2 separate regions of the Homo sapiens genome follow, and region 1 is linked to region 2. Evidence: chromatin contacts called from ENCODE Hi-C data. All regions are on one chromosome and are shown on one strand. The core of a region is the stretch at or near the end of the contact, and the rest is flanking DNA. Distances in the headings are between cores, read along the strand shown. Region 1 holds the start of CEP104 (centrosomal protein 104). Region 2 holds the start of TNFRSF14-AS1 (TNFRSF14 antisense RNA 1).

Region 1 (2,700 bases), core at 41-2,540, 1.3 Mb after region 2:
CCGACAAATGCCAGAGTACATCTCTCCCCAGGCAGCGATGACTCCATGGCGGTCTCATCCCTCACTACACTTTTCCTAGTGCTGGCATGGTAAAAGGCAATTAACTATAAATTAAACGGAAACTCAGTGTAGCAACTTCCATTTTGTTACAAGACTAGGAAACAAAACTTGTCTCTGATTTTCTTTTTAAGAAGACTTTTAAGTGTGACTGCGCGCGGTGGCTCATGCCTGTAATCCCAGCACTTCGGGAGGCCGAGGAGGGCGTATTACTTGAGGTCAGGAGTTCGAGACCAGCCTGGCCAACATGGTGAAACCCCGTCTCTACTAAAAATAAAAAAATTAGTCGGGCTACTCGGGAGGCTGAGGCAGGAGAATCGCTTGAACCCGGGAGGCGGAGGCTGCAGTGAGCTGAGATCGTGCCATTGCACTCCAGCCTGGGCGACAGAGCGAGACCGTCTCAAAGGCTTATGGGTTTCTGATCAAGTCATCTTAGCGACTGAAAGGGCTTCAGAGAAATCTGAACTTAAGTGCAAACAAAACAAAACAAACTCCAAAACAAAAAACAACCAACCATCAGACTTTAATCTCTATAGGGACAGAGCAATTTTCCTCAAACTTTTGCTCAGCAGAACACATCTGAAACTGGCCCCCTATGTGCTACGCATCCAGAAGAGGAAAAGCCGGATCTGAAAACAATATTCCACGCTAAATGGGCCGTCCCGGCCGGGGCAGGCGGTCCCAGCACCCGTGCTGAGCTCCCCGGCATACGGCACGACGGGGCCGCGCCGGCTCTTCGGCGACAGCAAGGCCGGCATCTAACTCCACACCGTCCGCGCTTGCACCGCGCACCCAGGCTTCGTACCCAGCTCCCAGGTGGGGACCGCGCCCCCGCGGCGCCCGCGCCCCGCGCCCCGCGCCCCGCTCCCCACTCCGGCCCTGGGCCGGCGCCGCAGCGGCCCGGAAGGTACCTGCTTAGAGGGAAGGGCCCCGACTGGCGCTGCCGCGGCCCCGGTGGAGAGGGCGGCTGGGTCGGAGCGGTGCCGCGGCCCGGGGAGGCGGCCAGGCGGCGCCTCAGCACCCGGACCCCAGGGGCGTGCGGGACCCGGCTCTCGTGGACTTCCTCGGCAGCCGCCGCTTCCTCAGACGGAACTCGGGGGGCGCCCCTTCCGCCGCCCCAGGCCGCCTTGCACCCCAAGCTGCTGCGGCAGTGACAGGGAAGAAGCAGACCCGGCCACCTCTGCCCATAGCCCCGGCCGCAGCCTCCACTCTCATGACAACCAAGCCCAGCCCTGGGCCAGGGCCTCTGCGCGTGCGCGACCCCGCCCCACCCCAGGCCGCGCCTGCGCACAAGGGGAGGGCTCCGCTACTCTGGCCCTCAGGGTTGTGTAGTTTCCGGGGCCACGGCACCTGGGCACACCAGGTGGCGTCGCGCCTTTGCTTTCCTGAGCCTTCTGAGTAAGGTAATGTGGTGTCCGTGGGGCGACGCCTGCGCACAAGACCGCGTCGGGCCTCACTTTTCCCAGGCCTTCTGGGTAATGTAGTTTCCGGGATCGGCACCCGGCCTGTGCCAGCTTGCAGAGCTCACCAGGTGCAGACCCCTGCGGCCAGGGCGAGGACGGATCTGAGCAGCTGGGCAGCAGGTGCCACCGCCTGTGGGACCCAGAGGGCTTGAGGACATCTGCAATGCTCCAGAAGCCCAAGAGCGTGAAGCTGCGGGCCCTGCGCAGCCCGAGGAAGTTCGGCGTGGCTGGCCGGAGCTGCCAGGAGGTGCTGCGCAAGGGCTGTCTCCGCTTCCAGGTGCCCGCTGGGCTAGGCGGGGACGGCCCGTCGGGGAGGCGTGTGGGGAGAATAGGAGGTGCCGCTTTTCCTCTTCCAAAACGGAGGGTGCAGGCGGCGCCCGGGGCGGGTAGTTTTCGTTCGCCTCAGCCGCTAGGACCCCGGGCCCCCGCAGCCTGGGGTTCCTGAGCGTGGCTTCAGAACGCAGGGGGGTTGGGGGACGACCTGGATCACCCCTTCCCTCTTCCCACCTCTCGGGCAGGACAGCCCTGCATCAGAGCTAGGAGACCCGGGTAGAGTGCCAGGTACTGGCACGCGGGGTCACGGCTGCTCTGCCTGTCCGGCCTCAGCTTCCCCTTGAGTAACATGAAAGGCTTGGCTAGGTGGGCTCTGCAGGCCCCTTCCAGCCCTCGCAGCTGGGGATTGCAATCGTCACCTTATTCTAGGTTGGTTTTCTTTTTAGACCAGTACTAGGGTTACCAGGTGTGCATTGCCGGGGTCGGTGCGGGTGGGGTGGGAGTAGCCATAAAATGCCTAAAACTGACCAGTGCAGAGTAACAGGGAACCGGACTCCAACAAATTAACAGTGCCACGTGCCGGTCACACTTGTGCACAGAGGCAACCAACCGTTCTCCTTCGTGTGCCAGCACCGCTCTGGCGGCTGTGTGCTGGGGATGGTGGTGTTCAGCTCCTGGCAGCAGGGAGGCGGCGCTGTCAAAGACAGGCTCTATTTGAAGCGCCCTCAGGAGCTCATTTAAAAAGGGTGAATCCTGCAGAGCCAGCAGTCACCCCCTGATGTATGTTTTTCCTGACTCTTCGTATTTTAGAACGGCCCGCAGTCAGGCGCCCTTGCTCCCGCTCCCTCATCCTTGCCTGGGCGTTGGAGCGACTGTGGCATACAGGCGGCAGCCTGAGCCTGCTTCT
Region 2 (2,700 bases), core at 1-2,500:
TTCCATGTGATGCAGGGAGCGAGGCCGTCACGAGGGACTCACTGGTGCCTGCCTTGGGGCTCCGGGACTGTGGGCTGTCTCCATCCGGAGGTCTCCCTACCACCAGGCTCTGTGGGGCAGGGAAGCCCAGTGGGGTGCAGGGAGCCAGGAAGCTGGGGTGGGGTCAGGGCAGGGTCCACAGGGAGACCGGGCGAGGCTGGCAGCCTTCCCAGTCCGCGCAGCGTCTCTGCAGGGGGAGCAAGAGCTGCCCTTCCACCCCTCCCAGGGGACGGGTAGGGGCACTCTGGGCTTTTCCCACCCCCTCACGCAGGGACACAGGCCTGGTGGGTCTATGACTGAAATTGGCCAGACCGCATTCTGGTGGTTTTATTCGGAAGGGAAGTTTACCCTGTTCAGCAGAAGCTGAGATGGGAACAGGAAACCCACAGGGCCCCTTTATTCGGCAAAAATGTCAGTCAGCGCCCCGGGGAGCAGCCGAGGGTCCCTGAGTGTGTGAGTGAGGTGGGGAAACACAGATGGACTTTGGGGGGCTCCCCCTTCTACAGGAAACCCGGAGTGGACTGGAATGGTGCAGGGGGAGAACTCGCCCCTCCCATCGGGCGCCTCCTTCATACCGGCCCTTCCCCTCGGCTTTGCCTGGACAGCTCCTGCCTCCCGCAGGGCCCACCTGTGTCCCCCAGCGCCGCTCCACCCAGCAGGCCTGAGCCCCTCTCTGCTGCCAGACACCCCCTGCTGCCCACTCTCCTGCTGCTCGGGTTCTGAGGCACAGCTTGTCACACCGAGGCGGATTCTCTTTCTCTTTCTCTTTCTCTTCTGGCCCACAGCCGCAGCAATGGCGCTGAGTTCCTCTGCTGGAGTTCATCCTGCTAGCTGGGTTCCCGAGCTGCCGGTCTGAGCCTGAGGCATGGAGCCTCCTGGAGACTGGGGGCCTCCTCCCTGGAGATCCACCCCCAAAACCGACGTCTTGAGGCTGGTGAGCCCCCGAGCCTCCTCTCCGTCTGCTCGCAGATCCCAGTTCTGACCCCAGGGCCTCCCACAGATCTCTTCCCCATGCCCCTGTCCTGGCCGTTGCTGGCTCCGGCGTCCAGCCCGTCCCCTGCTGCCTGGGGCTCTCGGGTCAACCCAGACCCCCAGCACTGGGCTCACCACAGTGGGGTGAGCAGCAGAGCCACAGCCCTACCCAGCAGACCTCCTCCTGCGTGTGTCCCCCACTCACCACTCCGTCCACGGGCAGCTGGTGAGCCCCCATTTGGCCGGATGTGGGCACTTCTGGGGGCTGGGTGTCTCTGGGCGTCTCTGGGCGGGGCCCTCGAGCAGGTGACCCAACTCCCCGGCAGCCCTGACCTTGGTGACAGGTGATAAGATCAGTGTGCAGCAGGGGGCTGGACCCAGGTGGGTGGGGTGGGGATACTCTCCATGCTCATGTGGCACTCCTGCCTGTCCAGCCACTATCCCCATCAGGGGCCCCCGACTGCCCATCAGCCAGCCCAGGAACGAGGCCACGGCAGAGCCACCCTCCCCGATGTGGCCCTGATCAGCCTGTCACCCACTGTCTGGCTTGTGAGCCTCTGGGGCCCATCCCTGGCTGCCCCTGCTGGCTCTTCAGGGGTCAGCAGGTCCAACCTAGGCCAGCAGGGGGGCCGGCAGGTTGTCTGCCCAGTGGGCTCAATGCTCCCAGGTGTGGGGTGTGGGGTCCCTGGCGAGGGCAGAGTTCCAGTTCCCAGGGCTCCGCGCTGCCAGGCAGCGTCATCAGGGCTGGAGGAGGGGCGGTCCCCACCCTATCCCGGGCTCCAGCGGTCGGCAAGGTTGTTCCATGAGCCTGGCCTGGGGCCCGCTTCTGTCCTCTCTACCAGGCACTGCCGCTCCTCCCCATTGCACAGAGGGAGATTCAGGCTGTGGGGCCAAGCCTGGCAGAGCCCACAGGGCAGCCAGGGCATCTCCCAATGCCTGTCCTGACCCCCTTAGGTGCTGTATCTCACCTTCCTGGGAGCCCCCTGCTACGCCCCAGCTCTGCCGTCCTGCAAGGAGGACGAGTACCCAGTGGGCTCCGAGTGCTGCCCCAAGTGCAGTCCAGGTAGGTGCAGCCCTTTGGCGGGCCAGCTCTGTGGGCCGAGGGCAGACACTCTTGCCCCCTTCTGCCCCAGACACCCCTGTGTTCTCTGCCCCCACAGCCATGGGTGTGATGAAGCCCTGGGGCTAGGTGTGCAGACAGTGAGGGCAGAACCCCCAGGCCAGCAGCTTGGACTCTTCACCCTGGGGGACCCTCACAGTCACACTGCACAGGGGGTGGGTCTGAGAGACGTGGCTGGCCCACCGTGGCCAGAGACATGGGCTCGGGGGCACATACCAGAGCCGGGCCAGGTGTCCCAGGAGGCCCCATGTGCTTCCAGAACTTTCCGATTTTCCCCAGAGCAGCTCTGCTCATGGCTGATGGGGCTGCTGTGTCCCGTGGGGCTCATGGGCCATTTGAGTCCCCTTAGCTGGTGTCTCCCTGCTTGGGCTCTGGGCGCGGGTGGAGTGATGGGTGGGCTCCCGAAGGGGCCTCCCGCAGACTTGCGAAGTTCCCACTCTCTGGGCGGCAGGTTATCGTGTGAAGGAGGCCTGCGGGGAGCTGACGGGCACAGTGTGTGAACCCTGCCCTCCAGGCACCTACATTGCCCACCTCAATGGCCTAAGCAAGTGTCTGCAGTGCCAAATGTG

What was found. Hi-C counts contacts between places; a loop is a spot of excess contacts on that map. Pooled maps may share reads with other maps.
Region 1: a loop to region 2 is called in a pooled map, with 4 times the contacts of the local background. The contact joins the promoter of CEP104 here to the promoter of TNFRSF14-AS1 in region 2. A Hi-C loop is called at or near these places in 2 of 37 single-sample maps with no recorded cell type and 6 of 50 pooled maps.

Annotation. Positions count from the first base shown.
Region 1 is chr1:3,855,921-3,858,620 of GRCh38, forward strand. It overlaps CEP104 (centrosomal protein 104), which reads right to left and starts at 1,291. Exons shown (of 22, transcript NM_014704.4): 1 at 969-1,291. It overlaps DFFB (DNA fragmentation factor subunit beta), which reads left to right and starts at 1,556. Exons shown (of 7, transcript NM_004402.4): 1 at 1,556-1,797. The coding sequence starts at 1,684. RefSeq lists silencers at 958-1,457, 2,388-2,437 and an enhancer at 1,598-1,777.
Region 2 is chr1:2,555,761-2,558,460 of GRCh38, forward strand. It overlaps TNFRSF14-AS1 (TNFRSF14 antisense RNA 1), which reads right to left and starts at 1,251. Exons shown (of 7, transcript NR_037844.2): 1 at 1,217-1,251; 2 at 1-936. TNFRSF14 (TNF receptor superfamily member 14) reads left to right here and starts at 611. Exons shown (of 8, transcript NM_003820.4): 1 at 611-973; 2 at 1,966-2,074; 3 at 2,583-2,700. The coding sequence starts at 905.